Linked DNA regions of Homo sapiens: region 1 is linked to region 2. A link is a loop called in an ENCODE intact Hi-C map of the cell type or tissue named here. Cell type or tissue: PC-9. All regions are shown on one strand. Links, peaks and the distances in the headings refer to the core of each region. The heading gives the core; the rest is flanking DNA.

Region 1 (16,479 bases), core at 7,643-15,642, 51 kb before region 2:
AAGAAGAAGAAAGAAAGAAAGAAAGAAAGAAAAAAAGAAAGAAAGAAAAGATGGGACCATTGGTCGCCATGGACACTGTTTCCACAGCTACTTTGCTATTTTGATTGTCATTGCGTATTGTTTGAAAGACTCTGCTATGAGAAAAATATAACTATTTCTCAATTTAACCGTGATAGACTATAAGTAGATAAAATAAGGTTGAGACAGATTAAATAAACTATTAAGGGGAAGAACTAGACTAGAACCCAGGTTTTCTGGCTTCTTATCTGGTGTCTGTTTTCACTCTGAAACTCACTTAGGGTCACGGACTCACTGACTCACAGATTCAGTGTGACAAAGATAATCAGAAACCAAGTCACTGTAACAAAAGCCCCCTAAAGACAGGACACCAGCTCACTGCTGTATCCTCAGTGTTGACGTCAGTGTGCTTGTCCAATAATCCACACTTAATAAATGTGAGTAGAATGAGTGAATTAATTAATTAATGGTTTAGTTGTTTAGTTTGTGAGGGAACAAGTATCTGAAAATGTTAAATGAATCACTGAAAGTCATTTATATATATGTGTGTGTGTATATATATACATATATATATATATATTTTTTAAATACAGAGTCTTGCTATGTTATCCGAGCTGGTCTCCAACTCCTGAGCTCAAGCAAACCACTCGCCTCGGCCTCCCAAAGTGCTGGGATTACAGGTGTGAGCCACCTCACCCTGTAATATAATATAAATGCCGAAAGTCATTTATATTTTATAGGTTGTAAGACATATATTTATTTTCCCATTTATCATCTCTTGAATAGGGATGCGTCTTACAATCAATGGCGTGTCATAGTTTAACCCGCTGTGTTTTCCTCTTAGTGCTGCATGAAATAATGGTATGTTTTCCGGCAACGGAGCTTTAGATGCAATGAGGAGCAGCAGTTGTTTGTGGACATACGTTGTGTCTCATGTCAGTGAGTGCAAGGAAAGGGGGAGGTGGGGGTGACCCCGTGGGATGCAAAACAAGTCAACTTCTCCAGGCCCTCAGAAGTGGCGCTCAATCTCCAGAGAGGCGCCCATCTCGCAGAGGGCCACTACCCGGTCATTGCCACTAGGGGGCTACCAGACATTTCATCAGGAAGACACAGGCAGTCTTTGGGCCTCTCTTCCGACCAGGCCATTTGTTGCCATGGATATTGTTTCCATAGTTGCTTTGACTGTCACTGCATTTCCCCTGATTATCTGTTTTTGCATGCTGAATATATACTATAATCCAATCTTCATCCTCATCAATTTAACAATTTTATCATATCTAGATTTTTCAAATGGCCAGTTTTCATCAATTGTGACGTTCATGGCATTTGACTTTGTTAGTGAGTTCTGCTTTTGCAGCCCCTGTGTTCCAGTATACAATACTGCATTATACCTCAGCTCACTTCACAAATTGGGTATCCACTGCAAGCAACTAAGCACAAGTAGTGAATACTAATCCAAATGAAAGAATGGGTCTGTTGTGGTGTTAGCGCAAGAGAAAATTCCTCTGCTCCATGGTGCATTAGTAGTAGCTCATTTTGCTTGCTGCCCCATTTGATTACATTGTTGGTGGTAAATATCACTGCTGAAAGTTCCATGAATTTCTTAAAGGTCTCCAAAGAAGATGTGGAACATTGAAGCATTTCACAACGTTTGCATGTACATGACAGCAATATTCATTCGCTTCTGCCAGGCACCTTGAAGGCAAAAGCTATTTACATGGCTCTCCACTGTGTTCTCATAGCCATGCACAGGCTTATATGTCCTCTGCAAAGATGTGATAGATGATCAAAGGAAACATCCAGTCTCCTCCCTCTCCCTCTCCCTCCCCCTCCCCCTCCCTCTCCTCCCCCTCCCCCTCTCCCTCTCCTCCCTCTCCCTCTCCTCCCTCTCCCTCTCCTCCCTCTCCTCCCTCTCCCTCCCCTCCCTCTCCCTCTCCTCCCTCTCCCTCTCCCTCTCCCCACGGTCTCCCTCTCCCCCTCCCTCTCCCTCTCCCCACGGTCTCCCTCTCCCCCTCCCTCTCCCTCTCCCTCTCCCCGCGGTCTCCCTCTCCCCCTCCCTCTCCCCACGGTCTCCCTCTCCCTTTCCCCACTGTCTCCCTCTCCCTCTCCCTCTCCCTCTCTCTCCACGGTCTCCCTCTGATGCCGAGCCGAAGCTGGACTGTACTGCCACCATCTCAGCTCACTGCAACCTCCCTGCCTGATTCTCCTGTCTCAGCCTGCCCAGTGCCTAGGATTGCAGGCGCGCGCCGCCACGCCTGATTGGTTTTCCTATTTTTTTGGTGGAGACGGGGTTTCGCTGTGTTGGCCGGGCTGGTCTCCAGCTCCTAACCGCGAGTGATCTGCCAGCCTCGGCCTCCCGAGGTGCTGGGATTGCAGACGGAGTCTCAATCACTCAGTGCTCAATGTTGCCCAGGCTGGAGTGCAGTGGCGTGATCTCGGCTGGCTACAACCTCCACCTTCCAGCTGCCTGCCTTGGCCTCCCAAAGTGCCGAGATTGCAGCCTCTGCCCGGCTGCCACCCCGTCTGGGAAGTGAGGAGCGTCTCTGCCTGGCCGCCCATTGTCTGGGATGTGAGGAGCCCCTCTGCCTGGCCGCCCAGTCTGGGAAGTGAGGAGCGCCTCTTCCCGGCCGCCATCCCATCTAGGAAGTGAGGAGCATCTCTGCCGGGCCGCCCATCGTCTGAGATGTGGGGAGCGCCTCTGCCCCGCCGCCACGTCTGGGATGTGAGGAGCGCCTCTGCCCAGCCGCGACCCCGTCTGGGAGGTGAGGAGCGTCTCTGCCCGGCCGCCCCGTCTGAGAAGTGAAGAGCCCCTCCGCCCGGCAGCCGCCCCGTCTGGGAAGTGAGGAGCATCTCCGCCCGGCAGCCGCCCCGTCAGGGAGGGAGGTGGGGGGGCAGCCCCCGCCCGGCCAGCCGCCCTGTCCGGGAGGTGAGGGGCACCTCCGCCCGGCAGCCCCGACTGGGAAGTGAGGAGCCCCTCTGCCCGGCAGCCACCCCGTCTGGGAGGTGAACCCAACAGCTCATTGAGAACCGGCCATGATGACGATGGCGGTTTTGTCGAATAGAAAGGGGGAAATGTGGGGAAAAGATAGAGAAATCAGATTGTTGCTGTGTCTGTGTAGAGGGAAGTAGACAGGGGAGACTCCATTTTGTTCTGTACTAAGAAAAATTCTTCTGCCTTGGGATGCTGTTAATCTATAACCTTACCCCCAACCCCGTGCTCTCTGAAACATGTGCTGTGTCCACTCAGGGTTAAATGGATTAAGGGCGGTGCACCATGTGCTTTGTTAAACAGATGCTTGAAGGCAGCATGCTCGTTAAGAGTCATCACCACTCCCTAATCTCAAGTACCCAGGGACACAAACACTGCGGAAGGCCGCGGGGTCCTCTGCCTAGGAAAACCAGAGACCCTTGTTCACTTGTTTATCTGCTGACCTTCCCTCCACTATTGTCCTATGACCCTGCCAAATCCCCCTCTCCGAGAAACACCCAAGAATGATCAATAAATACTAAAAAAAAAAAAAAAGAAAAAGAAAAAGGAAACATCCATGCCACCTCCTTTCATGGGTAGAAGGTAGAAGCTGAAAAAGTCTTCTGGGTATGGAAACTCACGAATACCTCGAGGCCAACTTGGTTCAGGGTTGCTGCCTAAAAAACTCTGGGTGAGGTCCTGAGTTGAAAACAAAACATCTCTGCTTGTGTTCAATTTTCAAATTCTTTTGAGGGTGAGGCCTGAGAAGTCGCAAACATCTTAAAAAGCAGAACTCACTAGTAAAGGCAAATAAATGCCATAAATGTCACAATTGATGACACGTTCCCTACCATCCATCACACACACAAGAATGTTTTTTCTGTGTATCCACGACTTGTTTTCAGACTGGGGGCTCCTCAAGAATAGGGACTGTGTCTGGTTTTTCTTGCTTGGCTCAAAACCCAATACAGATTGGAGGAAAGATCCGAGAGCCTGCCATTGCAAGCCTAAAGAAGAGAAGACTGAAGGATAAAAGTGTTCATACCTGTGAGTGATTTTTGTAGAGACAGTGCAGAACAGTTCATCACTTGAGATTCAGTCCAAATGAGATAAAAAGTGAGTAATCCTGGAGCCAGGAAACCTGAGTTTAACTCCCTCACCCCCCACCCCTCCCTGCCACTTACCGTTAAGGAGGTTTGGGGACAATTTATTTAACTTCTCTGAACTTCAGTCTTTGCATTTCTAAGACAGGATGGTTCTCCTACCTCACAGAGGTGATGTGAAGATCAAAAGAATCCACATATGTGACAGCAGCTCAAAGTGCCCCACAAATATGTCACAAGTCTCCGGTCAGTTACCCTATCCCTTGGGAAGCTTTCCAGGATCTGCACAGGCTGAATGAGATCCCTTCTCTGGACTCTGCCCGAAAGCATTCCTTTATTGTAGCACTTAGCATGTTGCACTGTAATTGCTGGTTTTCTTGTCCTTGAGGGTAAGAACTATGTCATTCACTTCTGTTGGTTGGCTGCCTCTGTTCCCAAAAGAATTCCCAGCACCATACTAGACAGTTACTAAAGGAATCCTAGGCCAGGTGCAGTGGCTCATACCTGTAATCCCAGCACTCTGGGAGGCCAAGGTGGGTGGATCACAAGGTCAGGAGTTCGAGATCAGCCTGGCCATCATAGTGAAACCCTGTCTCTACTAAAAATACAAAAATTAGCCGGGTGTGGTGGCACGCGCCTATAGTCCCAGCTACTCAGGAGGCTGAGGCAGGAGAATTGCTTGAGCCTGGGAGGCGGAGGTTGCAGTGAGCTGAGACCACACCATTGCAATCCAGCCTGGGTGACAGAGTGAGACTCTGTCTCAAAAAAAAAAAAAAAGGAATCCTAATTTCCTTGTGTTTACAAATAAGACCAAAACAGAAGAAATAGCACCAAAAGAAAGCATACATTTATTCGTTTATTCCAAAATGTGTATTTCATCCCATCTAAGATGACGTTGAATGCAAGATGCAGCATTACTTATGCCCCACTAAGGAAGAAAGAGTGCTACTGACTGGTTCATGATGTGCTATCAAGTGTAAGACACTTTTCCATTTTTAAACGTTTCTTGGTTTTTTTTTTTAGGCAGTGTCTTGCGATGTTGCCCAGGCAGGTCTCTAACTCCTAGCTCTGGGCAATCCTCCCACCTTGTCCTCCAAAAGTCCTGGGATTACAGGCCTGAACCACTGCAGCCAGTGGACATCTCCATTTTATTTTTATTATTATTTTTTTAAGACAGCATCTCACTCTGTCACCCAGGCTGGAGTGCAGTGGTGCAATCTCGGCTCACTGCAACCTCCACCTCCCAGGTTCAAGTGATTCTCTTGCCTCAGCCTCCTGAGTAGCTGGGACTACAGGTGTGTGCCACCAGCGCCCAGCTAATTTTTGTATTTTTAGTAGAGACGGGGTTTCACTATGTTGGCCAGGCTGGTCTCCAACTCCTGACGTCAAGTGATCCACCTGCCTCAGCCTCCCAAAGTGCTGGGTTTACAGGTGTGAGCCACTACGCCCATCCGACATCTCAATTTTAGATTACGATCCAATGGGGAAGATGTGCATCAGAGGCTCAATGAAGCATATGATTATTAAATATCTAATCTATCTCATATATTGTCCTCAAAACCCCTATTCTCAAGGAACTGACATTCTAGTGGAAGGAGACAGACATAAAACAAATAAGTTAACACGTAAATAAGCATAAGTTCAGATTGTCGTCAGCTCCATAAAGAAAATAAATATGGTAATCTGTAGAGACTGAAGAGAGGGGTTTGTTTTAGATGAATCACAAGAAAGGTCCTGAATAGATCTGAAAAATAACTACGTGTTTTCTAAGGTGTCAAACAATACCTCGCTAAGGGAGAGTGTTGAATCACTGTTGCTTCACCAAACATTCTTGTTTAGAAAGACAGGGGACTGGACCAGAGTGTGCATTCGCAGACGTTTTAATGAGAGGTGACACTCCCCAAAAGGCATAAATCCTGTTCAGGCACAATCTAGAGGGGTGTGCTTACTTGCCTGGTGTCCTCAATCTGGACTTGTGCAAGTTGGGTTCAGCTGGACCTGGTATGACTCCTTGATGACACCTGAAGAGGTCCTTTAAACACTGGACTTCATAAAGAGAAAAGGAGGATTAGCTGTATGATTAACTGTATGCATTTACCAAAGGCATGGAATGCACAGATATGTGCGACAACTTATAAGTGTCATCTGAGTATGAGTATATTATGGTTTGAGAGTCAACTACCAAATCTTGTAGTTCAGGTCCCAGGAGTGGTTAGAAAGGTATTTCCCTTATTCATTGAGGCTTCATTTTTTTTTTCTTCCCTTATGGGTGTTCTGCAGCATCTTCTCCTTGTCTTTTCTACCTTCAATACTCTCCAGAGACCAGATCTTCATGTATATCTCTCTGGGCTCTCAAATGCCAAAACCATACTCTCCTTCACGGTAGCACCCTGAGGGGGTGGACTTATTCTGGAGAAAGCTACGTGGCAAGTTGAAGGAGACTGACTGGGTAAAGCCCCTGTGCCTCTGGCAGAACTGCTGCCACAAAGGGATATGCGTATCCTGGGAATAATTAGTACAGGCCAGTTGCTACTGACTTTAAGGATGTTCCTTATGCTTCAATCCTATGTACAACTCTGGGATCTTTGGAGAGCAGCAAAAAGACTGAGATTGAATTTCCCTCTAATCTGACAGGAGCAGAAATTAACATTTTCTTTCTTTTATTTTTCTCTTCGAGACAAGGTCTCTCTCTGTTGCCCAAGATGGAGGGCAGTGACATGATCACAGCTCACTGCTGCCTCGACCTCCTGGGCTCAAGCAATCCTCTCACCTCAGCCTCCCAAGTAGCTGGGACTACAGGCATACACTACCATACCCAGCTAATTTTTAATTTTTTTGTAGAGACGAGGTCTCACTATGTTGCCCAGGCTGGTCTTGAACTCCAGGCCTCAAGCAATCCTCCTGCCTCAGCCTCCCAAAGTGTTGGGATTACAAGCGTGAGCCACTGTGCCCAGCCTTTTTCTTTCTTTCTTTCTTTTTTTCTTTTTTTTTTGAGACAGGATCTTGCTCTGTCGCCCGGGCTGGAGTACAGTGGCACAGTCATGGCTCACTGCAGCCTCCACCTCCTGGGCTCAAGCGAGCCTCTTGCCTTAGCCTCCCAAGTATCTGAGCCTACAGGCATGTGCCACCACACTCGGCTAATTTTTTTTTTATTTTTAGTAGAGACAAGGTCTCACCATGTTGCCCAGGCTGGTGTAGATCTTCTGAGCTCAAGTGATCTTCCTACCTCGGTCTGCCAAAGTGCTGCGATTACAGGTGTGTCATCCTGCCTGGCCAGAAATTAACTTGATTGAAAGAAAAGAAAAGCTTTTGATATGCTAGCGTTTTTGCATGCATGCTTTTGCATGCTAAAGTTTCTATGCCATTTACAGAGATTTCATGGTCTCTTCAATTGCTCTAAGTTGTCCTTGAGGTGCAGAAACTCAAGCACACAGACTTCTCAGCTAGAATTTGTAGCTCTAGCAATTCCTTTGTTTATTGCACAAACCTAGCTTGTACCGAGACCAAAAGTTCTGCCCCCTTGAAGACCAAGGCAGATTCTGGAATTCCTTGTGCTTGCCAATACCCTTTGACAAATGCCCAGCCCCAAACCCCAGCCTGAACTTCAGGAGGAAGATTTTATAGAAACACATTGGACTTTTCCTGCCTGTATATTAACCAAGAGACTCTTCTGTCACTCTTTTTTCCTGCAATAAACTGATATTCATGCAAGTATCTCTAATCACAAAATTCTCCCTTGGCCACTTGCTGCCTCCATGGGGGCAGAAGAGGGAGATCATTTTATTATTCTCCCATTCCCCACTATGTGTAGCTCCCACATTCTTAAAATCCTGAGCACTGTGTCTTCCCAAATGTGTCATGGAGATATTCGCAGAAGTCTGCATGTTCTAGATGATGTTTATGTGTCATATCATTTAGGATCCCATTTAGCTGGAATCACAAGAAGCTCACCTCACTGAGCTCCGGCACACTGCTCATCTCATATACGAAATGTCCGAGAGGAGCAGCCCAGGGCTCAGTATTGCCATCGGGCACCCAAGTGATTTCTTCCCTCTGCTCCACTCTCAGCTTGAAGCCTTCACCCTGCTGTGGGTCTCCCCCTGACCTCAGCATTGCTGAGCCCCAGGTCTCATATCTGCATTCCAGGTAGGAAGAGGAACGAAGGGGAAGGGGCAAAGGGCTTTCTCCTCATGAGCTTTGGCCTTTTCATCTGGAAGGGACACCATCCCCAGGAACTTATGCCTTTATCACATTGGCCAGAGCTGTATCTCCTCACTGCACTGGCTGCAAGGGGGACCGGGAAATTGGGGATTTGGGAAATGGTTTTCTTCAGCTGGGCACATTACCATCACCCCCAAAACTCAGGTTCTCCAAGTGTAAGGGAAGGGGAGACTAGAGCTGTTTCTGTCACGTTTTCCTTCAGGTAATAATCTTGAAAATCCCCATAATATAAGCATTTCCTGGATTCTATTGATGACCAATATAAAACCAACATAAAGCTAATAGAAATGATTAGTCTTTACAATTGCACAGCCTAACAAGAGTAGAACGAGAACTGTCTTAAAATTTAAACGGTGCATTTGCATTAAGGGCCCAATAATCCCGCAGCTGACTGAGAGACTGAAGGTCTTGAGAGAGCTTGTACAGAGACGATCCATGAAAGAAGGAAAACATCAAGTGGCAAATGAGATTTGAGAAACTAGGCTGTAGCAATCACTACAATATTAATGTTGGAGCGAAGAATTCTTCAGTAAAGAAATATCATGCATTACATTAAACTACTGCTGTTACTTCTAACGTTATTGGAACAGTAGAGCTATAAGCATAAGGAGTTTATACTTCATTTTCTGTTTCATATATATTTACGTTTAAGCCAACATGGCGAGTTCTCAAAAAATCTCTTTTCCAGCCAGGCACGGTGGCCCACACTGTAATCCCAGCACTTTGGGAGGCCAAGGCGGGTGGATCACCTGAGGTCAGGAGTTCAAGACCAGCCTGGGCAACATGGTGAAACTCCATCTCTACTAAAAATACAAAAATTAGCCAGGCATGGTGGTGCACGCCTGTAATCCCAGCTACTCGGAGGCTGAGGAAGGAGAATCGCTTGAACCCAGGAAGTGGAGGTTGCAGTGAGCCAAGATCGCACCACTGGACTCCAACCTGGGCAACAGAATGAGACTCTGTCTCAAAAATATATATGTATCTTTTCCTTTAAAGGTGTTTATCACATAAGTCTGAGAAATATTGGTTTAATATTTATTTAATCAATCCAATTTTTTCACTTTAGTATTTTAATTTATTATTCCGTGTTTCCGACTCTGTATCATAATACTACAATTCCATTATTTAACACTGGTGGTGATGCTGCTCATAGTGGCATCAGTAGTGAGCAAACAATAATCAACTGTCTTCACATATCTTTGATTCTTTGGTTTTTGTCCTGAGCTCCTCACAGAGCTGTTATATCCAATGCCCCGGCCTTGTCTGTGGTCTTAGCCATCATTCATAGGTGCATGAATATGGTGCATTTGCATTAAGTAAGGACAAATCTCTTCTTCTATCAGGCAGGGCTTTTCTCTTAGAGGTTAGGTCTGGACTTCGTGTCCTCATTTCACACCGCGATTGACTAAGATGAGACTCATTTATTTGCTACGGTGGCCAGTCCCACACAGGTGCTCATACATACTTGCTGAATGACCAGTTGACTACATCCTGTAAATGTGACCCTTTGGCCTGGGTGGTAGGAGAACGCGGGCATAGTCCTCTTAAGAGATAAGTTGTATCCTTCAGCTTACAGGTAGACTGAGATAGACAGACTGGGAGACGTAGAGTGTTGAGCTCATGCTAGGCACTGAATAAATATTTTGTTAAGGCCAGGTGCGGTGGCTCATGCCTGTAATCCTAGCACTTTGGGAGGCCAAGGCGGGTGGATCACCTGAGGTCAAGAGTTCGGGACCAGCCTGGCCAACATGGTGAAACCCTTGTCTCTACTATAAATACAAAAATTAGCCAGGCGTGGTGGCATGCGCCTGTAATCCCAGCTACTAGGGAGGCTGAGGCAGGAGAATCACTTGAACCTGGGGGGCAGAGGTTGCAGTGAGCTGAGATCGCGCCACTTCACTCCAGCCGGGGCAAAAGAGCAAAACTTCGTCTCAAAAAAAACATTTTTTTTTTTTTTGGTTAAATGAATGAATGTAGAGATATGTCCCAGACAAAAACAGATAAAATTTGCTTTATTGATTTGATCAGACTTACCGAATATCTCTTATACCTGAGCTGTGTGTAATTCCTCAAAACCTGGTAGATAGGTAAAGGCGATTGTCCAGAGGAAGTAACCAAGGTCAGGCAGAATTAGGAGACACTCAGAGCAGATGGGCATCCTTCTGAGTGTCCTCCACATGCTTATTCCAGGGGCCAGCTGCCTTCCTCATGTGGTGGTCCCAGGGCTCCAGACTAGGGCGGAGGAGTGGAGGCCTGAGGATACACATCATGCTGTATAGTCTTGCAGAGGCGGATGAGGGGTCTCCTTTTTCTAGAACCAACTGTAGTCACTGCTGGGGTCCTCTTTATGGTGTACTGTAGTCCATGACATGGGGATGATAAATAACCCTGGTGGATGGATTTAATGGAGGCAGGAAACACTCTTTCTAGGGAGGAAGAAAATGGTTTGGTTTTAACACTCTGTTCTTCTCTTAACCCTGGTGGTTTGTAATTTATCACTTCTGCCCAGCCTGTTTCCCTGGCTCTGGGAGTCTGCTAGATGTCACTGTTTTCTTCAGATCCTGACACTGACTACTAGAGATCAATACTTGCCAAAAATGTGGACGACATTTAGGGGGAAAAAAAAGCCTTTTGTTTTTTTTTTTTTTTAGATGGAGTCTCGCTCTGTTGCCCACGCTGGAGTGCAATGGCACGATCTCAGCTCACTGCAACCTCTGCCTCCCGGGTTCAAGCAATTCTCTGCCTCAGTCTCTCAAGTAGCTGGGATTACAGGTGCCCACCACTATGGCTGGCTAACTTTTTTGTAGTTTTAGTAGAGATGGGGTTTCACCATATTGGCCAGGCTGGCCTTAAAGTCCTGACCTCGTGATCCACCCACCTCGGCCTCCCAAAGTGCTGGGATTACAGGCGTGAGCCACCGCACCCTGCCAAAAAAAACTTAAACCTTTTTTGTTTTTTTTAAAACAACTTAAAAAAAACTTAAACCATTAAAGTTTAAAGAAAAAAGCATTTTGACAAATGAAACTTGGGAGGAATGGTAATATAGTTCTTATTTTTAAAACTTTTCGAGTTAAAGGTTTAAAAGTCAAAAATTTAGCAAGTTTGGGAGCATAGACTTTCCTCTTACTTCCCACACCCTGAGCCTTTTGAGCCATCTCTTGTTTTTAGTCTCTACATGAAATTAAGAAGGTGCTAATGCTAGTGACCTCTCTGGGCCAATGCCTGGTTTGGAGGAAGGAAAGCATCTTTTGTTCTAGAGCAAGAGTGTCCAACTTTTCATGGTGATCCACATGATCAGAAATCCAATTGTTTATGGTAACAGCGAAGTCCAGAAGGTCCTCCCTCTACTGGTGAATACTGAACATGACTCATGCATGAGTCAGGTACATATGGACGCTTTCATTCCATTTTCCTCTTGTCAGCATCCTTCAGAATGCTCTAGTTTCATGGTGTCATTTTAGCAGAATTAAATGTGAACACCTCATCTGTATCATGCATTACTTTCGGCTTTACTCACACTTACAAACTGATCCAAAGCTGTGGATTTGCATCTTGGAGCAGGGGTCAGTGCACAATGGCATCAATGACCGCAAGAATTAACGAGGCTTTAATGACCTGCCCGAGTTGGCTAATCCTGCAAGCCGCCACTTGTTAAAATTTCGACATGCACTTAATCCGTAGGTCAGGATGGCCAAAAAGGACCAGCCCTTCCCCCTCAAGCAGCAGGCCAGAAGCAGGAGGCTTGGGTTTTAGATCAAATGTTAGCGAGAGGAAGCCACAATGTGGGGTCCCCCAGATCACCTCCTTTTCTTTCTGATCAGACTGACCAAAAATCACAGATTGCCTTGACCGTTCTGTGACCCAGCCAGCTGCAGGTTTTCCCCAGCAGGCTTGAACGCAAACCAGGGCCTTGAACACTCCCAGGCACTAATAAAGGTATCTAGGTTGTTGCCCAAAACGTTGAAAGAAACTGGCTCCAGCCCTGAGTCAAATTCCCTAAACCCTCATATAAACTCCATACCCTGACCCCCTTGCTACAGACATGCTTAGGCAGAACATCCCTTTTCCCTCCCTGTCGGCAGGGAGGATTGCTGCAGTCCTCTGTAAGTTCCCCTAATAAATGCTTTGAATTGATCACCCTGACATCTGGGCTTCTTTCTTTGGAATCCCAATTGGCCCCATCTCTGGAGGGTTTGGGCCACTCCCTGTGGGAATTTCCCTGCTGCTGCTTTTGGGATGATTCCAGCTGGGAGTTTGGTGAGATGAAACATGCAGGGCTGGCATGGAATTCTTTTGTCTCCTCTTGTAGAAACAACAGGGACCCTCAGAGACAGAAAAATACCCAGAGCTCCTCTTTGAGAGCTGGTACAAACTGTCTCTTTGGTGCAGGGTAGTGGTGGCTCATAAAAACCCACTCAATTTTGGTTTTAAAAAAATCTTCTTCAGAACTTCAGAGTAGGTAGTAATTAACACAAGAATATGTAATTTCTGATATGAGTGGACCACCCAGAATGTTTCTAATTCATCCACTCCTCTGGTCCCCAGTTCCTTGTCTTCTTAGGAAAATTTCCTCTTTTACATCCATCTGTACCTAACGGTTCATGCTTTGCCCTGACTCCCGCTGTGTCTTACCATGTTTGTGTTCTTATGTTTCTCACTCTCAGCCTCTCTTCCCTTTCTCTCCTTCCTGTCTCTCACAGCTTCCTCTGTCCCCAATGCTTTCTGCATCTTTTGTGCCAGGTGCTCTTTTCCTTTCTCTCCACCTCTGTCTTTCCAGGAGTCTTTGCAGAGCTCTCTCTATGTAGGCTTCCTCACGCCTGACGATTTCTTGGGCCTCTGTACCTCAGCTCTCCATGCCCACCGCTTATCCTCAGTTGGCCTCGTTCCCCTGATGCCCTGAATATTCCCAGACCAAATACTCACCACAATGAAGCCCAATCCAACAAAGAGCACAACAGTGACTGTGGTTGCAGCCAGGGATATGAGGATAATTCCCATGGGTGTCAGGAGCCTGGTGGGTTTCACTGCTGTGACTGAAGTAGTTCACAGAAGGTGAGTGTCACCATGTTTAGTGGTTTCATCTTCTGTGGTCCCTGGGTCTGCAGTGACGGAGTCCTCGGTGGTCCCTGGGTCTGCAGTGATGGAGTGTTTGGTGGTCCCTGGGTCTGCAGTGACAGAGTCCTCAGTGGTCCCTGGGTCTACAGTGATGGAGTGTTTGGTGGTCCCTGGGTCTGCAGTGACGGAGTCCTCTGTGGTCCTTGGGTCTGCAGTGATGGAGTCCTTGGTGGTCCCTGGGTCTGCAGTGACAAAGTTCTCAGTGAGTGGTCCCTGGGTCTGCAGTGACAGAATCCTTGGTGGTCCCTGGGTCTGCAGACACATAGTCCTTGGTGGTCGCTGGGTCTGCAGTGACAGAGCCCTCGGTGGTCCCTGGGTCCACAGTCACATTGTCCTCAGTGGTCCCTGGGTCTGCAGTGACAGAGTCCTCGGTGGTCCCTGGGTCTGCAGTGATGTGGTCCTCAGTGGTCCTTCCATCTGCAGTTACATCATTTTCTCTTATTCTTGAGTCTTTAGGGCTGGTCTCTGGGTGCTTAGTGGAAATGCTTTGGCTTAGTCCTACTAAAAAGTAATCTCATTTAATGTGAATTGTTGATGGCCTATCCTCATCTGCTCTGCTCAGTATTTTCATAACTATCCTCACATCCAAATGACACCTCTCCCCAGGTAATGTGGTGAGATTTATTCCAGTTAGGGATCATTTGGCATTTTTGGTTTAATTCTGGTAAAACATATTCCACAAGAATCCTCTTGCACTACAATATGGATTATCTTTGCTGAGCCACGCCCTTCGAAGGCCTGCTCACCCAGCTTTGACTCTGTCTTTTCCAGGTCTGGTCTCTTTCCGTGGGACACTAAACCTGACTCTTTCTCAAGCTCACTCCTCTCTGAACTGGTGTTTCAGCAATTGGGGTATTCTGGCTCCATGTTCATAGGTGTCTCCTCTCATCCATTTGTGCCTGCGGTTCTGGCAAACCAATGAGGCAGAAGCTGTGATTCATGTTAGAGATTACACTCAGGTCATGCTTGGTATATGATTTAAAATGAGACAGCTGGCCAGGTGCTCCATCTCAAAAAAGGAAAAAAAAAGCATGAGACAGCTTCTGGGTCAGATCTGGGGCTAACGTGGTAGGCTTGGAGGCAGGGAAGATTCAAGGTGGTATGGGGGCAGGCTTAGGGGAGGAGTCATGAGGGGTGTGGGTGTGATCTAGTTGGACTGAGGGCAACACTGAGTCAGGTATAAGTACAAAGAAGAGATGAGTCCTCTTCGTCTCCAGCCCTCACTGCCCCAGGCAGCCGTCAGGACTTGGGAGTATTCTTATTCTTAGGAATACATGTAGCTTACATGGCATAAATTTTGAACTTTTGGTACTCTGCCCAAATCTAGTCATCCCTCCCTACTGCTGACGCTCCACATTTTTCTAATAGGGTTCAAGTCTTCCTTCCTTCCTTCCTTCCTTCCTTTCCCTCTCTCTCTCTCTTTTTTTTTTTTTTCTTTGAGACGGAGTCTCCCTCTGTCATCCAGGCTGGAATGCAATAGCGCGATCTCCACTCACTGCAACCTCCACCTCCCAGGTTCAAGCGATTCTCCTGCCTCAGCTTCTCAAGTATTTGGGATTACAGGCGTGCGCCACCAGACCCAGCTAATTTTTGTATTTTTACTAGAGACTGGGTTTCACCATGCTGGCCAGGCTGGTCTCAAACACCTGACCTCAGATGACCCACCCGCCTCAGCCTCCCAAAGTGCTAAGATTACAGGCATGAGCCACTGCACCTGACCGTTTCTTTCTTTTCTTTCTCTTTTTCTTTCTCTCTTTTGACACAGGGTCTTGTTCTGTGATTCAGGCTAGAGTTCAGTAGCACAATCATGGCTCAATGCAGCCTTGGCCTCCTGGCCTCAAGTGATCCTCCCACCTCAGCCTCCCGAGTAGATTAGACTACAGGCATGGGCTACCACGCCTGGCTGATTTTTTTGGTTTTTGTAGAGATGGTGTCTCACTATGTCGCCCAGGCTTGTCTCAAACTCCTGGGCTCAAGGGATCCCACTCCTTCTCATCCTCCCAAAGCGCTGGGATTAGAGGAGTGCCAAATTTTTCATTTCTCCAGGAAAGTTGAAACAAAGAAACTTAAATAAAATGCACAAAATCAAAAGCAGAGCATTTCCTTAAAAGGGGATATGAGAAAGACGCTGGGGTCCCTGCTTCCCTGTGGCAGGTGATTGAGGGTAGATAACAGGGTCCGGAGTTCCCAAGGTTCACTCACCTATTCCGTACCTTCGCTCGGGACTGGCCCTGTCTGAGTCCCAAGAGGCTCCTTCTCCAGGGACCCTGACTCCATCTCTCCAGGTCCCGGGGACTTTTGCATCCTTCTCACCAAAATTAACTCCTCCACCCCGTTCTGAACACCTCAGGAGAAGCAGGAGCAGCAGAAGGGGGACGTAGCGGGGCATTTTCTTCTCATCTCAAGAGAATCCACATGGTGCTAGCCAGGACACCTTTTCCTCCCTCCTTCTCTCAAACTTTTTCCACCCTGCCCTTCTCCTTCCACCCGCAGTGGCTGTGGGTTTATATGTGCTTTGCCGAGGGAAGCCAGAGCTCCGGGTCTTCCTTCCTGGAGGGAGGAGCAGCTTCTCAATTACCCCCTGTCACTCAAAGGAGTGGCCGGGCAGGGCAGAAGAGGCTGTCATGAGGGGAAGGGGGGCTCTCAGCTTTGGACCAGAGCCCAGAGTCGAGCAGCCACAGGGGATCAAGCCTGTCAGCGTGAGTGCACTGCTTTCTGATGTGGAGCCTAGTTGAAAACCATCCTCCACCCGGTGTTTCAGTGCTCAGGGAGGGCCTCGGCCTTCCTTCCCACAGGTGGCCACAGTAAAGTCAGGATGACCAAGGAGGGCATAGGCCAGGCCTGCCTGGGGGATGATGCTTGGCAGGAGGAGAGCTGGGTGTCAGAGGGTAGAGGACATTTGGTAAGGACCAAGAGAAGGTCCTCCAACAGAAGGAGAGGAACACTCATGAGGGGGCTAAAACACCCAATCTCTCTGTCTCTTAAAACCTCACTCTTTGCTCAATCATCCACCCAAATCCTCTTCCTTGGCTTCTCTCCAGCCCACGGATCTCT
Region 2 (16,479 bases), core at 5,780-13,779:
CTCCAAGTCCCCACCAGATTAGCTAGACACAGGGTGCTTACTGGTGTGTTTACAAACCTTGAGCTAGACACAGAGTGCTGATTGGTGTATTTACAATCCCTTAGCTAGACATAAAGATTCTCCGAGTCCCCACCAGATTAGCTAGACACAGGGTGCTGATTGGTGCATTTGCAAACCTTGAGCTAGACACAGAGTGCTGATTGGTGTATTTACAATCCCTTAGCTAGACATAAAGGTTCTCCAAGTCCCCACTACACTCAGGAGCCCAGCTGGCCTCACCTAGTGGATCCCGCACCTGGGCCGCAGATGGAGCTGCCCGTCAGTCCCACGCCGTGCGCCAGTACTCCTCAGCCCTTGGGCAGTCTATGGGACCGGGTGCCGCAAAGCAAGGGGCAGCGCTCGTCTGGGAGGTTCTGGCTGCACAGGAGCCCATGGCGGCGTGGGGGAGGCTCAGGCATGGCGGGCTGCAGGTCCCAAGCCGTGCCCCTCAGGGAGGCAGCTGAGGTCCGGCGAGAATTGGAGCGCAGCACCCGCTGGCACTGCTGGGGAACCTGGCGCACCCTCCGCAGCTGCTGGCCCGGGTGCTAAGTTCCTCACTGCCTGGGGCCAGCTGTGCTGGCCACGCCAGCCCGAGGCTCAGAGTGTGGGGCCCCCCGAGGCCACGCCCACCTGGAACTAGTGCTGGCCCGCAAGTGCCGCAGGCAGCCCGGGTTCCCGCCCGTGCCTCTCCCTCCACACCTCCCTGAAAGCTGAGGGAGCTGGCTCCGGCCTCGGCCAGCCCAGAGAGGGTCTCCCACAGTGCAGCGGGGGGCTGAAGGGCCCCTCAAGCGCAGCCAGAATGGGTGGCGAGGCCGAGGAGGCTCCGAGACTGAGCGAGGGCTGCCAGCACCCTGTCACCTCTCAAAAGGTTTTACTGAAACTATGCAATTAAGGAAATGCTTACACCCTGAAATGTAAAACCCACATTACCTATTCCCTTGCTCAGCTTCCAGCACTTCAGCAGCTATGCTAGTATGCTCTAGACAGGATCTGGAGAATTCTTCTTGTGGAAAGAAATTAGCCAACACTAGATACTGACATTTTGAGGATCTTCCCAATCTAAACTGCCACGTCTCTGCTAAATTACCCTAAAGCTAAGTCCACCAGTTGACAGGCCCTACCCCTGCTCACAGAGCTTCCAGGCATCATATTAGTGCCTCACTCAAATGCAAAGGACATTCTGGGATTACCAGATATTTGAGAAAAATCTCTAGCTTGAAATATAGAGACCAAAACAAATATCCCTATGAAGCAAAGCCAGAGAGAACTGAGACAATGCAAACAGCAAAACCAACTTCAAATGTCCTCAGCAATATAAGAGAAAGTATAGCACCCACAAAAAAAAAAAAAAGTAAGAGATGCCATCTTAAAAATGGTTGTAGAGAAAAAAAAGATCTCTTTGAAAAAAAAAAACCTCAAAATTCACTAGAAGGATTTGAAGACTTTAGAAGCTGAGGAAATCTCCCCAGAAGAAAAATAAAACGACAGAGTTGGAAGACAGAAGAAGAAATATAAGAAAATTAGAGTGTCAGCCCAGGAGGTCAAACATCCAAATTATAAGATTTTTTCAGAAAGACAGAACAGAGAAAATGGACGAGAGGCAATTATCAAAGAAAAAAATGCAATAAAATTTCCCAGAACTGACTGATACAACTTTCTACTGTGCAAATTCCTAACACAATGAAAGAATCCATACTATGACACCATATCATGAGATTTTAGAACAGTAGTTTTAAAAATCTGAAATCCTCCAGAATAAAAAGAATGGGTCTTTTACAAGAGGTCAGTAATCTAAATATCAGACTTCACAATCTAGAATCTAGGAATAGTGGATCAACGCCTTTAAAATCCTGAGAAAAATCATATCCATCCTAGAATTCTATAACCAGCTAAACTATGAGTCAAATGTGAGGGTGGAATAAGACATTTTCAGATGTATAAGGTCTATGGACAGCTGGGCCCATTTTTCTCTTCTTCCTGGGCACATGGCTAAGTTACATTTGTCAACCTCTCTTGTAGCTAGGTAGGGCTACATGTCTAAGCCCTAGTCAGAGGCCCCTGAAGGGAAGGAATACATATTAATTTCCACTTCATTTCTTTAAGAGTAAATACCTATTCCTTGATTTCTGCTTGTATATATATTTTTAATTTCTGTATATTATCATGTTTTGACATCTTAACAAACTTTTCTAGCTAGGGAGAGACAGGACCTTCCAGGGCTAGCCAATTCTTAAAAGTAGCAAAGGGTCCAGCCAGGAGCATGAGCTGATATGCAGACTAACCATTCCAGAGCCATAGCTCCTCTATCTGGCCCATATACTCCAGGAAACAATATTTATCTGCCTTAGTCATTCCAAAGTCAAGTACTAGGCAACTAGGTGGTAATCAGCCATATAGCTCAAAGAACACAGGAATTATTCAAACCAGCCAATCCTAAACTGTTCACCCTGCCTTTCCTTGCCTTTCCCACAGAAACCCAATAAAAGGAAAGACATAAATCTTTCCTTCACTCCTGTCTTCTGCCTCCTGACTACCTTGATGTCTTTCTCAGGTGGTCCCGCATGGCAGTGCCATGCCTCCTGTCTCTAGGGCCTGTAAGCCTCTCCTCTTGTGGCTGCACTTTGACTGACTGTATCATAAAATAATACAAAATACTGTTTTTCTTCCCTCTCCTTGGGCTGAAATGATGATGACACTGGAAACCATATGTTGAAGACGGAAGAACCATATTCACCCAGGATCCCTGAATGACTGCATGGAGCAGAGCTCCCACCATCCTATAATACTTACCTTAGGACTGGTACAAGGGAGAAAAATAAACTTGTTTTTCAAAGCCACTTTCGGGATCTCCTTGTTACAGCAGCTTAGCATTACCCTAACAGTGCATAAGGTTTTAAAATAATTTCCCACCATAAACTCTCTCTCTCAGGAAGCTTCTAGAGAAAGTGATGCTCCAAGATGGAAAAATAAAGCCAGAAAAAAGATAAGAATTTACAAGGGAAAAAAGGGAATTTCCAGAATGTTGCTGAATACAGATTGCAGGACAAGAGATCTAGCAAGCAACCAGTACTGGTTGGACAGAGGCTTCTAAATGGGATTGCTCTGGTTGGACAGAGGCTTCCAAATGGGATTGCTCAAGGGAAAAAAGTGAAACTGATAGATTGCCTCATGTGTTTGGAAAAGACAGGGATACTTCTGGTGGAGGTTTTGGGATGAATTAATTACATATATGAAGAAAACTATGGACATTTTAAAAATGAGGCTATTATTAATATCTAGAAAAACAAAAATTACAAGAACGGATGGTCATCACAATGCAATTATATGACCCAGTTATAAATGTTACTAGAGGTCATTTATACTTATTATAATGTCATCACAATGCAATTATATGACCCAGTTATAAATGTTACTAGAGGTAAAATTTATAGTTATCATAATGTAAACACTAAATGCTAGTTTAACACCAAAAATTTGATACAGTCATTTGGGGAGAATTGTGAGCGGGAATGTGAGACAGTAAGTGTGTAGGGGGAGTGGTCTAACCTAAATCTTTCTTTTCATTAGAAGGAAGACAATAAATCATGCCCAAAGCAGGAAAAAAAACCCAAAAAACCTCAACCAACAAAGAAGTAATGGTAGTAAGAGAATTTATGGCCGGGTGCAATGGCTCACGCCTGTAATCCCAGTGCTTTGGAAAGCTGAGGTGAGAGGATCCCTTGAGCCCGGGAGTACCAGGCTGCAGTGAGCTATGATGGTGTCTCTGCATTCCCGCCTGGGTGACAGAGTGAGATCTTGTCTCTAAATAAATAGATAAATGCAGTATGAACGTAAATGCCAACAGGAACCCTGGGAAGCAGGACTCAGAATAAGAAGCAATTGGGGCAAGGGAATCAGGGGCTGAAGTTTTATGAGAAGCCTTGTAGGACTACAAGTATTTCTTTTTCAGAACTGCTTACATCCATTACCTAATACAATAAAATAAAATAAACAAGTGAGTGGGAGGTGAGAAGTGACATAGCAAGTGTGGGGAAGTCCTTCAAGAATGGGGGTGAGGGGCCAGGCCCGGTAGCTCACACCCGTAATCCCAGCACTTTGGGAGGCCAAGGTGGGTAGATTGTCTGAGCTCAGGAGTTCGAGTCCAGCCTGGGCAACACAATGAAACCCCGTCTCTACTAAAATACAAAAAATTAGCTGGGCGTGGCGGTGTGCGCCTGTAGTCCCAGCTACTCAGGAGGCTGAGGCAGGAGAATCGCTTGAACCTGGGAGGCAGAGGTTGCAGTGAGCCGAGATTGCAGCACTGCACTCTAGCCTGGGCGACAGAGCCACACTCCATCTCCAAAAAAAAAAAAAAGAATGGGGGTGAGGAGGAGAGTGGAGGGAGAGGTGGTGGCTGAGGAGTGATGCGGGGACGTTAGGATGGACATCATTCAGTGTTTGGTCCAGGGACCTCTGGGATCACACTGTCTGAAGAACCCACGCCATCCCACCAAGCTTACTGAATCAAGATCTTGCTTGGTGGGGTGTCAGGGCCTGGAAACCCAAGTTTTTAATCGTCTCCTTGGATGATACTTGTGCATACAGAACTGAGCTTGTTTGGATGCTGATGGAAAGGACCCAAGAAAGGTAAAGTGAGATGGGAGGGGAAGGAGAAATGCACTGAGCAAAGCCCCTGAGACGGCAGGAGGGTGAGACGGCGCCCAGCATTCAGATGGAGGAGTTGGTCCTTGCTAATCCACTGTAATGGGGCTACAGGAGACACTGTTGGTTACTTTATAGATCTAGTGGTAGGAAAAGAGGAGGGGCCTTTCAGCCCTTGCACACTTGCTCCCTTTTGTTAGGAAATATTATTTAAGTCTATGTTTTACAGTAGACCAAGTGTTCCATGGGGGTCAAGACCATGGCATTTCCCACTCCATTCCTCACCATGGCCTAGCACGCAGCAGTGCCTGGCCCAGAGGAGGAGCTCTATAAATGTTTGTTGAATGACTACATGAATGACAGTTTCTTCTGAGGTAAGGGGACTCTTGTTTAAAATCAGACAGATAGGACTGGAGTTCAGGATTAGGACAGGCGACGGGCAGATCTGGAAGGCATGGGTAGGTAGAGAACAGTTGAAGCATTCAGGGTGAAGGCAAGGGGAAAGAGAAGAAAAAGAACGCCGAGGGAAGTGCTGAAGCGGGCGAGGGAGCGAATCCAGAGTGGGGTGCAGGAAACAGATGCATACTGAGGAAGAAGGGGGAAGCACTCCAAATCCTCCACATCATCCAACCTATACCTTCTCTTTCAACCGCACCTCCCACTTCTTGACGAGCCATCCTACAGTAAAGGCAATGGAATGGATGAGCCAATTAACCTGGTGTCTCATAATTAGGGAAGATATGTTGATGTAAGAAATCAAAGACTGGAGTGAACAGTACTATCTCAGACAGCCCATTGGAGTCACACGGAGCCCAATTCACTTCTCCCCTGGGCTGTTTCCTTTCACAGCCATTGCTGATCCAATGTCAGAGCCAACCCCTCAGTGGCCGAACTCCGGTTTGTTTCTACCAGGGAAGTTCTCAGGGGATTATACATGGATTTGGAATCAGGCAGCATCCGAAGAAGGGTTGAAGCAAAAAATCAAAAAACAGTAGATGTTGGCGTAGATGCAGTGATCAGGGAACACTTCTACACTGCTAGTGGGAATGTAAACTAGTACAATCACTATGGAAAACAGTGTGGAGATTTCTTAAAGAACTAAAAGTAGATCTACCATTTGATCCAGTAATCCCACTACTGGGTATCTACCCAGAGGAAAAGAAGTCATTATACAAAAAAGACACTTGCACACACATGTTTATAGCAGCACAATTCACAATTGCAAAGTCATGGAACCCAAATGCCCATCAATCAACGGTGGATAAAGAAACTGGCATATATATACGATGGAATACTACTCAGCCATAAAAAGGAATGAATTAATGGCATTTGCAGTGACCTGGATGAGACTGTAGACTATTATTCTAAGTGAAGTTACTCAGGAATGGAAAACCAAACATCGTATGTTCTCACTGATAGGTGGGAGCTAAGCTGTGAGGACTCAAACGCATGAGAATGATACAGTGGACTTTGGGCACTAGGGAGGAAGGACGGGGGAGGCACGAGAGATAAAAGACTACAGATAGGGTGGGTGCGGTGTACACTGCTTGGTGACGGGTGCACCAAAGTCTCACAATTCACCAATAAAGCACTTACATAACCAAATATCACCTGTACCCAAATAACCTATGGAAAAAAAACAAAGAAGGATTGAAGGATTTTTACTTGACTTTAGACTGAGATCCTGGTTTTAATTTGGAATTAAGAATGCTATTGGAACTAGAGTTTTCCGGTTAAAAAAAAAAACTTTTATCCAAGATACAAAGGAAAGTAAAATCTCACCCCCCTCCATTTCCCCAGCACCGCCCCACCGCCCCACCACATGTGCTCACAACCACAGCTGGGGGAGACTAATACAGATTTGCTTCTAAGACAGCATCAGAATCATGGTCAGTGGAATTGGGATCAGTACTGGCTTTTGCAGAAATGGGCAAAAAAAAAAAAAAAAAAATGAATCATCATTGTTTCTGGAAGAAGAGTCATGCCTGGGCAGGGGATTCCCCATCTCCTTCAGGGCTTATGTGGCCTCCATGCCCCTCTCCCTCCTTAACTGCTAAGTCACTTACTGGGTCCCAGAAGTCCAAAGAGAAGCAGCCACAGGAACCAGAAAGCAGGAGAGATATTTCCTCTTCTCATCTCTAAATGATGCACATAGAAGTTGTCATTTAGATGCCTGGGTTCCAAAGGAAGGATAGGTCAAAGAGGCAGAGAGACAAGGGGCAAACCCCCTGGGCCTTGATAGAAAATAAAGTTGCACAAAAAGACCCAAAGGCCAGCCAGTGCCAGGGTAAGCCTTGTAGGCAGATGGCATGGTTGGGGGGAGCCCCCAAATTGCTCCACAGTTTGGCTTCTTATTTTTCTTCTTTTTTCCTCGCAAACGTGTCTGTGGCATTTATAGCTGATACTGAGTAGGGGAGGCCAGAACTTTGGGTCCTCCCTCCCCAGGGAGGGGCATTTCTGCGCTGTGCTTTCTGCAGGGCCGTTTGGAGAGATGTACCCTACAGGAATCAAGGCGGAGGAGAGAGCAGAGTCGGCAAGACCAGAGGGCGCACACATGAGGAGGGGCAGGGAGGGAGGCAGAATGAGGGGATCAAACTTGTCGGAGTGGAAGGGACCCACCCTTTGAACCAGAGCTGACCTGAAACCTGTTTTCCCTGGGTATGCCTCATTTTCAAAGCAGGAGGCCTTTGTAGAAGAAAGAAGGAAGAAGAGAAGAAAAGGAAACAAATGGATGGTAAAGGTCAATAGCAGTCTATCTAGGGGAAGCTGGGGATTTGGAGGGTGATAAGAGCATCAGGACACACGCCCGGCTTTCTCCAGAGTGCTCCTTCCCAGCTGCAGAGCAGCACATGGCTACGTGAGTGATACACTCCACTCCCTGTGAGCTCTCCAAGGGTGGGGAAAGTGGACACTGAGTGAGTCTCACTTCTAGTATCAAGCGGAAGTGAGTAGGGAAGAGGATGGGGCACGGAACTACCCATTTCCCTGAGTCAATCTTTGGCAATGGCTCTTAAGCATAGGTCAGGGACCCTGACTCACCTGCGTCCCTATTTCTAGGCTCACAACTAGCAGTTGATTGAAATTTACCCCGTGTAATTCAGATATGCAAGGAAAAATGTAGTTTGGCTTGCTATAACTCACCCAACTCAGTTTCCAGACTCTCTTTCCCACCAATGGCAGGGAAGCCTGGGGTTGGAAATGAGGATACGGGTATAAGCTTGCCAAATATTGGTGATGAAATTTCATTTTCTTTTAAAAGTGTCTCTTTTGGAAGGCATACTGTATGGTTCTAATTATATGAAAGTCAAGTACATGGAAAAATCAACTGATGATGATTAAAGTCAAAATACTGGCTACCTCTAGGGTGGCACTGATGGGGAGGAGGCAGGGGAGGCTTCTGGGGTGATAAGAATGTGGCACATCTTGATCTGGAAAGCGGGTAGGTGAGTGTATGCATGTGTTAAGATTCAACAATTGGCCGGGTGCGGTGGCTCATGCCTGTAATCCCAACACCTTGAGAGGCTGAGGTGGGAGGATTGTGTGAGCCCAGGAGTTCAAGAGCAGTCTAGGCAACATAGCAAGACCCTGTCTCTATTTCTTTAAAATAAATACATTAAAGAATTAAATAAAATTCAACGACTTGAGCACTTATGTGTCCACTCTGCACATTTTACTGCATATATTTTAAGCCTCAATTTAAAGATTAAAAACAACAGTCAAGGGTACAAACTTTCAGTTATAAGAAGAATGAGTTCTGGAACTTTAATCACATGGAGACTATAATTAACAATATTGTATTGTCTATCTGAAATTTGCTAACACACACAGAAAAGAAATGGTAAATATGTGTTGGTGATGTGTTCATTAGTTTGATAGTGGTAATTATTTCACAATGTATACTCATCAAATCAACACATTGTACACGCTGAAAACATATAATTTTTGTCTATTTTACCTCAGTAAGCTTGGGGGGAGAATTAAAAACAATAAGAAAGAAAAAAATTTTGGTGGCTCACGCCTGTAATCCCAACACTTTGGGAAGCCAAGGTGGGCGGGTTAGGAGTTTGAGACCAGCCTGATCAACATGGTGAAACCCCATCTCTAATAAAAATAAAAATAAAAATAAATTAGCTGGGCGTAGTGGCGGGTGCCTGTAATCCCAGCTACTTGGGAGGCTGAGGCAGGAGAATTGCTTGAACCCGGGAGGCAGAGGTTGTAGTGAGCCAAGATCGCACCACTGCACTCCAGCCCGGGTGACAGAGTGAGACTCCGTCTCAAAAAAAAAAAAAAGAAAGAAAAAGAAAACAATGTTTCAGGTCTCTTTTGGGTAAATACTTGGCCATATGAAATTTAATGCCCCTCTCAGGACTGTTTTCCCCCCATTTCAAGGGCTCTCCCCTCCACTTCTTTCCTGCACGTCCTCTGAGGGGGAATTTATGCCTCCTACTGGCAATGTGGGAACAAGACTTCGGCCCTTCAAGCTGGTCTCTCCTGAGCTCCCTCTCGTTCCATCTGGTCACTGGGATCCTGCATTGGCATCCAACGACTCTGAGACACAGTACTACCATTGTCTTCATTTTACAAATAAGGAAACTAAACCATGGAGAAGTCAAGTAATTTGGCCAAACTCACAAAGTTAGTAAGTGATGGAGTCAGGAATTAAACTATCAGTCCAGCTGCAGAGCCTGTGCTCTTCGCCATTATAAAAGGAGGTTGTCATGTCCAAACAGGACTTTGAGTCTGGCCCCTGAATATCTTCCTCCAACCAGACTGCCTGTTCCCAACTTCATCTGACATAGAAATTCTGGAGCTGTCACTGTTAGAAAGTATGCGGAATATAAAACCACAAAGCTACAGAGGCCCAGCTATGTGGAATTTGAAAAACAGATGGACGAGTCATCATAAGGGACATGTCGGGAAAATTAATGAGTTAAGAGCAGGTTGCTCGAGTGGAGCTGACTGGTCCGAGAACATTTTTTTAAATGCCTCCTTGGAGAGTCTGAGTCATGAGGGTTCTGATGACTAGGAAGGAAAGAGCAAACAGGGGTTGTGGGCTTAGGACTTGGGTTTGTTTTAGAGAGTAAGAGATTAGTTTCGCACAGAGTAGGGAATTCCAGGGACCCGGCAATTACGTAGAGTACACAATTTATAAACATAGCATAGATTTGAAATTCGCCCTTGAATGACCTGTGCTGAAAGTTTGATTTAGGAAAGGCCTGTGTTCCAGATTCTCGCTGCCATCTCTCTCAACCTCACCCTGTACCGGCTTAGATTTTCTTCAACCTGGCTGGACAAGGGGTCTGCTTTCCCTTCTAATTTTAGTTTACCCCCAATTCAAGTAGAGTTATTTTCATCACAAGGAGTCTCAATGGTACCTTCCATATAGCATATAGTTCATCAGAAAGTAACAAAAAGAAGAAGATTTTCTGTGAAATATAGCCTGATATGGTCTATGTCTGTGACCCATTTTCCCACAAACGGACCACTCTGATGGCAGCCACTGTCCCTGGATTTGGAGATCTCTCCTACAGCTGCTTAAGCTTCTTCAGCTATCTGGAGCCACCATTTGTGTAGAAATGTCCTATGTGCTTGAGTGCCCATCTTCAAATTTTCTGTTGTGTATACGTTCAAAAACAATTTTGAAAAGCTGTTTTCCCTCCTCTGTCTATGTTTAATCTAAATTTTTTATCATACATTTAATTATTGCAAAGAATGTAATTTCTACCATATTGTAAATGTAGACATTGAAATAATAAAAGTTTTTACTACTCTTTAAAATGTTTCCAGTAGACTCTAAACACTAGCAGCATCTCAATACTCATCATTATCCTTTTTTTAAATTTTATTTTACTTTAAGAGATGTGGGGGGTCTCACTATATTGCTCAGGCTGGTGTTGAACTCTTGGGCTCAAGCAATCCTCCCGCCTCAGCCTCCCCAAGTGCTGGGATTACAGACGTGAGCCACTGCACCTAGCTTCCATTATCCTTTTGAATAACATATAAGCAAGCTCTTCCTCAATAGTCTAGGTTTTTAAATGGTTCCTCCTGCTCTACGAACTTATAGTTCCATTTTACTTTCCCCATATTATTCTACTGGTCTCTCTCCATATATCATATTAAATACCAGTAACATAAATATTCTACTGCTATACATATATCACAGTATGTCTAATTAATAAACCTTATCTCTTAGAGCAGTTTTGGGTTCACAGCAAAATTAAGTGGTAAGTACAGAGGTCCCATAGACTCCCTGCCCCTACGCAAGCACAACCTCCCCACCTCGTTGACGTCAGGGTTTACTCTTGTATATTCTATGGGTTTTGACAAATGTACAATGACAGGCATCCACCATTGTAGTATCATATACAGTAGTTTCACGCCCTAAGAATCCTCTGTGCTCCACCTATTCATCACCCCACCCTCGTAACCCCTGGCAACCATTGACTCTTGACTGCCTTTATAGTTTTGTCTTTTCTGGGATGTCATATGGTCTGTAATAATTTTTTGCTTGAAAAGCTTTTATTGATCACCCTGTCATACTCCTCTGCATCAAAAGATATGTTTATAAACGTCTAAAAAATTTCCTGTGCCTTGTAAGACTCTGTGTTCAATTTATAGCCCCCAGTAACTTTTTGGTGAATTAAGCAAAAATGCTTCTCTTATGATACGTCTTTCCATATTTTCAAGAAAATATGAATCATTAACTTACCTAACATTTTTTATTTTTCATTTTTTTGAGACGGAGTCTCGCTCTGTCGACCAGGCTGGAGTGCAGTGGTGCAATCTCGGCTCACTGCAACCTCCACTTCCCAGGTTCAAGCTATTCTCTTGCCTCAGCTTCCCACGTAGCTGGGACTACAGGTGCCTGCCACCACGCCAGCTAGTTTTTGTATTTTTAGTAGAGATGGGGTTTCACCATGTTGGTCAGGCTAGTCTCAAAAGCCTGACCTCAGGTGATCCACCCGCCTCCGCCTCCCAAAGTGCTGAAATTACAGGCATGAGCCACCTCGCTTGGCCCACTTACCTAACATTTTAAAAATAACACAACTTACAGAGCGCTTACGAAATGCAGGACTATTCTAAGCCTTCACAATAACCCCATGAAGTGGGTACTATTTTCACTCTCATGTTTACAAATATGGAAACTGAGACCCAGAAGAATTAAGGAATTTGTGGAAAGTCACAATGAAATTGGATTTGAAACCAGAAATTCGAGCTCCACAATCTGTGCTCTTAGCTGACATGCCGTATGGCCTCTCTAAGTGTCTTTTATCTTAAGGTGTAACATTAATCAGTTGGAGCTTACAACATCTTTCTCCTTGAAATCATGCCAAATACACAATTGTTACCTAAACCAAGAAACTAGTGAACAGGAAGCTCTTTCCCCTTACAGAAAATGGTGTACAATTCAGGGAAGTGTGCTTCATAGCACATTGCTTTGTCCCAGCAAGTTGTTGACAAATCTTGAATATTCTAAAATAGGCAGACAGACAGATAAGGTGGGTTGGCTGCCATGGGATTTTTCTCCTTGGTTAAATAAGCCACTGCCTCCTCTATTCTTTCTGCTGATTCTGCTCTTGCTCCAATCTCATGAGATACTCCCTCAAGAGGGATGCATTTTTAAAGAGTGGATGGAAGAGAAGAGATTGTTAAAAAAAAAAGAAAGGAAAAAAAGAAGTTTTTATTACTCCTGTTACTTCATTCTACAGTGTATCTGCGTAAATAACACCTTAACACATGCCAAAATTACCAGTTCCTTACACTCCACGTAGCCCTTCACAGGAATTTATATGAGGCAGGAGAAAACAGGAAGTCCTACTCTGGGTATATGATCCCTAAATTAGAGGTGGTTTTTGAGGTATCCCTTCACTAAAAGGCTTTATTTGACACCCTGAAATGTTCTACACCCTGCGGAAATGTGGTAATAATAATATGGGAGCTACAGAGGAAATGTTGGATGTTCATCAAAGAAGAGTCAGAAAAGTGTAGCCCTGACCACAGAGGTGCCCTCAGACAGATCAGTTCTAGGCCACAAGCACATACGGAAGTTGAAGATCTGGAAAATGGTTCCCATCAAACAACCCACGCCTGCATAATACTCTTCAGGAAGTCTTTATGTACGCCCAAGATGTGGGGGCACAGATGCCACGTGAAGATCATTGTGCTAAATCCACAGTGCAAAGGCACAGGTCTAGATGGGCAGCCCTTTAACCCTGTCCACTTCCTGGACTTTTGCTTGGGTCACGCATGCTTGGTGGGCTGGGGCTTTGTCACATTACAGGAGTAGGTGTATTCCATGACGAAAGCTGGGTAATGATGCTTCCAAACTCTACCTGCACACCCCAGTTGCTGGGAGTAATGAGATACTCACAGCACAACTATGTGAATCAATCACAAGGTAAATTGCTCACCAGGGACTCCCCCCTTTTCTCCTTCCTCTAGCTCAAAATGCCCATTCATTTGAGTCATTTGTTGTTTATTTTTGGAAATAATTTTTTAAAATTTGAGACAGAGTCTCACTCTGTCACCCAGGCTAGAGTGCAGTGACATGATCTCAGCTCACTGCAACGTCCACCTCCCAGGTTCAAGTGATTCTCCTGCCTCAGCCTTCCAAGTAGCTGGGACTACAGGCGCGCACCACCGCGCATGGCTAATTTTTGTATTTTTAGTAGAGACAGGGTTTTGCCATGTTGGCCAGGCTGGTCTCAAACTCCTGGCCTCAAGTGATCTGCCTGCCTCAGCCTCCCAGAATGCTGGGATCACAGGTGTGAGCCACCATGTCCGGCCAGGAAATAAAAATTTTTATTTACATAATGTGCCTGGTAAAAATTTAAGAGCTGTATTGAGCTATAATTTACATACCATATAGTTCACCTGTTTAAAGTATATAAACCTGGCTGGGCAAGGTGGGTCATGCCTCTAATCCCAGCACTTTGGGAGGCTGAGATGGGTGGATCACCTGAGGTTAGGAGTTCAAGACTAGCCTGGTCAACAGTGGTGAAACCCCATCTCTACTAAAAATACAAAAATTAGCCAGGCATGGTGGCACTCGCCTATAATCCCAGCTACTTGGGAGGCTGAGGGAGGAGAATCTCTTAAACCTAGGAAGCAGAGGTTGCAGTGAGCCGAGATTGCGCCACTGCACTCCAGCCTCGGTGACAGAGTGAGATTCCATCTCAAATTTAAAAAAATAATAAGAATAAAATAAAGTATATAAACCAGTGGTTTTAGGCCGGGTGCAGTGGCTCATGCCTGTAATCCCAGCACTTTGGGAGTCCAAGGTGGGTGGATCACCTGAGGTCAGGAGTTCGAGACCAGCCTGGCCAACATTGTGAAACCCCATCTCTACTAAAAATACACACACACACACAAATTAGCTGGGTGTGGTGGCACGCACCTGTAATCCCAGCTACTCGGGAGGCTGAAGCAGGAGAATCACTTGAACCTGGAAGGTGGAGGTTGCAGTGAGCTGAGATCACGCCACTGCACTCCAGCCTGGGCGACAGAGCAAGACTCCGTCTAAAATAAATAAATAAATAAACCAGTGTTTTTTAGTATATTTACAGAGTTGTACTTGGTGAAGCTTTTCATAGACAGACTCAAATCTTTTTTCTCTATTCCAGCTCTTCTTTTTTCCCTTCTAATTCTTCTCTTCCATTTCGTCTCTTTTTCTCTGTTTTGAGCCTTATTACTTGCACGTTAGTCTTCCTGGATCTATCCTCCAAATGTATTATATTTGCCGGGTGATTTTTATTCCTGTATAATTGTGTCTGTTTGAGTTATTTTTCGCGCTTGCTCTTCCGGATTACTAGCATAATTCTCTATAATGGCCAGCCTCTTTCAATTTGTCTATTAAAATTTGAAAATACATGTTTTACTATTTTTTTAAAAAATGATCTAGCTGGACACCCTTGCCTGATCTTATTTCTTTTCATGCTTTTCCACATAAGGGTTTCCACAGTTCCTATCAGTGGGAGGCACCTTTTCAGGGTGTTCAACTTGTCTTTCCCTTCTGGTTTCTGGATCCCTTTAAGTGAGCAGATGATGATGATTGCCTGCATATGGCTCAGCGTGGCCTCTCTGTTCCTCAGTGAGCAGGGGCATGCAAACCTTCCCCCAAAGACTGAGGGAGCTGAGAGGCTGTGGAGACAAAGTGACTCCATCTTGGATGCTAATCTGCCATGTTGACTTCTGATTAACCCAGGTCCCATGAGTCACATGGGCCTCATTCCTACTTTATTTACTGTTCTTGGTAAGGACATGTACTTACTGTAAATCCTGTCTTCGTTTTTTGTTTGTTGTTTTGTTTTTAGAGACAGGGTCTTGCTCTGTCACCTAGGCTGGAGTTCAGTGGTGCAATCTCAGCCCACTGCAGCCTCTAACTCCTGGGCTGTAGTGATCCTCCTGCCTCAGCCTCCCAAGTAGCTGGGACCACAGGCACATGCTACCACTCCCAACTAATTTTGGTTTTCTTTTTTGTAGAGATGAGGTGTTGTTTTGTTTCCCAGACTGGTCTCAAACTCCTGCCCCCAAGCAATCCTCCCTCCTCTCCCTCCCAAAGCTCTGGGATTACAGGCATTAGCCACCACATCCAGCCCCTGCCTTTAGATCAAAGCAACCTTGATATTATGGCATAAATTACAGGCTACGACGCACATAGCATTCCTGCCTGTTCTGAAAGGTTGCTTTTAATTGTCTCTACAGGAAGTATACACCCTTTCCGGGGTAAGCCCTGGGTCTGGGGGTAACAGGTGTGGAGATCTACCTGACTTGCTGCCACCCAAGACTACACTTCTGTCTGTAAATTCCCCAGCAAATCACCATTTACTGACAAACTGGATCTATCTGCCTTGTTTTTGGTTTCTCGGCTCCTTCAGCGTTTGGGAGCCACTTTACATGTATGACCCTTTTATGGAACAAAGGCTGAATGAAATAAGTGGCTAACAAATCCAGTTTCTCCAAAAGAAATTTTGAACAAGGACTAAGCAACAGAAGCCACGTCTGGGAGAGCTGCAAGACGATGGACACTCCAGAAAACATCCTTTCTATAGCAAGGTCTTAGGGTAAAATATATGCAGCTGGTCACATCTCAGACTTTCTTGCCAAAACCCATAACCACTCCGGAGGTTAAAGAAGCATGTTTGTGAAGGGTTATTTATGCAGCAGGCATTGTTTGAAGACTGTGCTGCAGTGCACTTTGCTATGCAAAAGTGGACCACTGGTCATCATGATGTGTCCAGAATTGGTGGCTTCTTGGTCTCACTGACTTCAAGAATGAAGCCGCAGACCCTCGCGGTTACTGTTACAGCACTTAAGGTGGCGCGTCTGGAGCTTGTTCTTTCCGATGTTCGCATGTGTTCACAGTTTCTTCCTTCTGGTGGGTTTGTGGTCTCGCTGGCTCAGGAATGAAGCTGCAGATCTTCACGATGAGTGTTACAGCTCACAAAAGCAGCATGGACCCAAAGAGTGAGCAGTAGCAAGATTTATTGCAAAGAGCAAAAGAACAAAGCTTCCACAGTCAGGAAAAGGACCAGAACGGGTTACCACTGCTGGCTGGGGCAGCCTGCTTTTATTCTCTTATCTGGCCCCACCCACATCCTGCTGATTGGTAGAGCCGAGTGGTCTGTTTTGACAGGGTGCTGATTGGTGCGTTTACAATCCCTGAGCTAGACACAAAGGTTCTCCACGTCCCCACCAGATTAGCTAGATACAGAGTGTGGACACGAAGGTTCTTCAAGGCCCCACCAGAGCAGCTAGATACAGAGTGTCGATTGGTGAACTCACGAACCCTGAGCTAGA

What was found. Peaks named below come from ENCODE experiments on the same cell type or tissue, not always from the same donor. Only the 100,000 strongest peaks of a DNase experiment are listed, where the experiment ranks them.
Region 1: a loop joins it to region 2, with 2.7 times the contacts of the local background. A loop is called at or near these places in 4 of 110 quality-filtered maps.

Annotation. Positions count from the first base shown.
Region 1 is chr6:31,053,665-31,070,143 of GRCh38, reverse strand. It overlaps the pseudogene HCG22. Among named protein-coding and RNA genes, the nearest start is that of C6orf15, 51 kb to the left of the region's middle. RefSeq lists enhancers at 1-62, 16,103-16,479. In PC-9, for the core only: a CTCF peak has its summit at 11,660 (motif pointing left); DNase peaks (open chromatin) are centred at 9,793 and 11,773; H3K27ac peaks cover 3,854 bases.
Region 2 is chr6:31,001,044-31,017,522 of GRCh38, reverse strand. MUC22 (mucin 22) reads right to left here and starts at 7,049. Exons shown (of 4, transcript NM_001395414.1): 1 at 6,747-7,049. The coding sequence starts at 6,816. In PC-9, for the core only: no CTCF peak of the experiment used is centred there; DNase peaks (open chromatin) are centred at 9,632, 12,022 and 12,982; H3K27ac peaks cover 3,849 bases.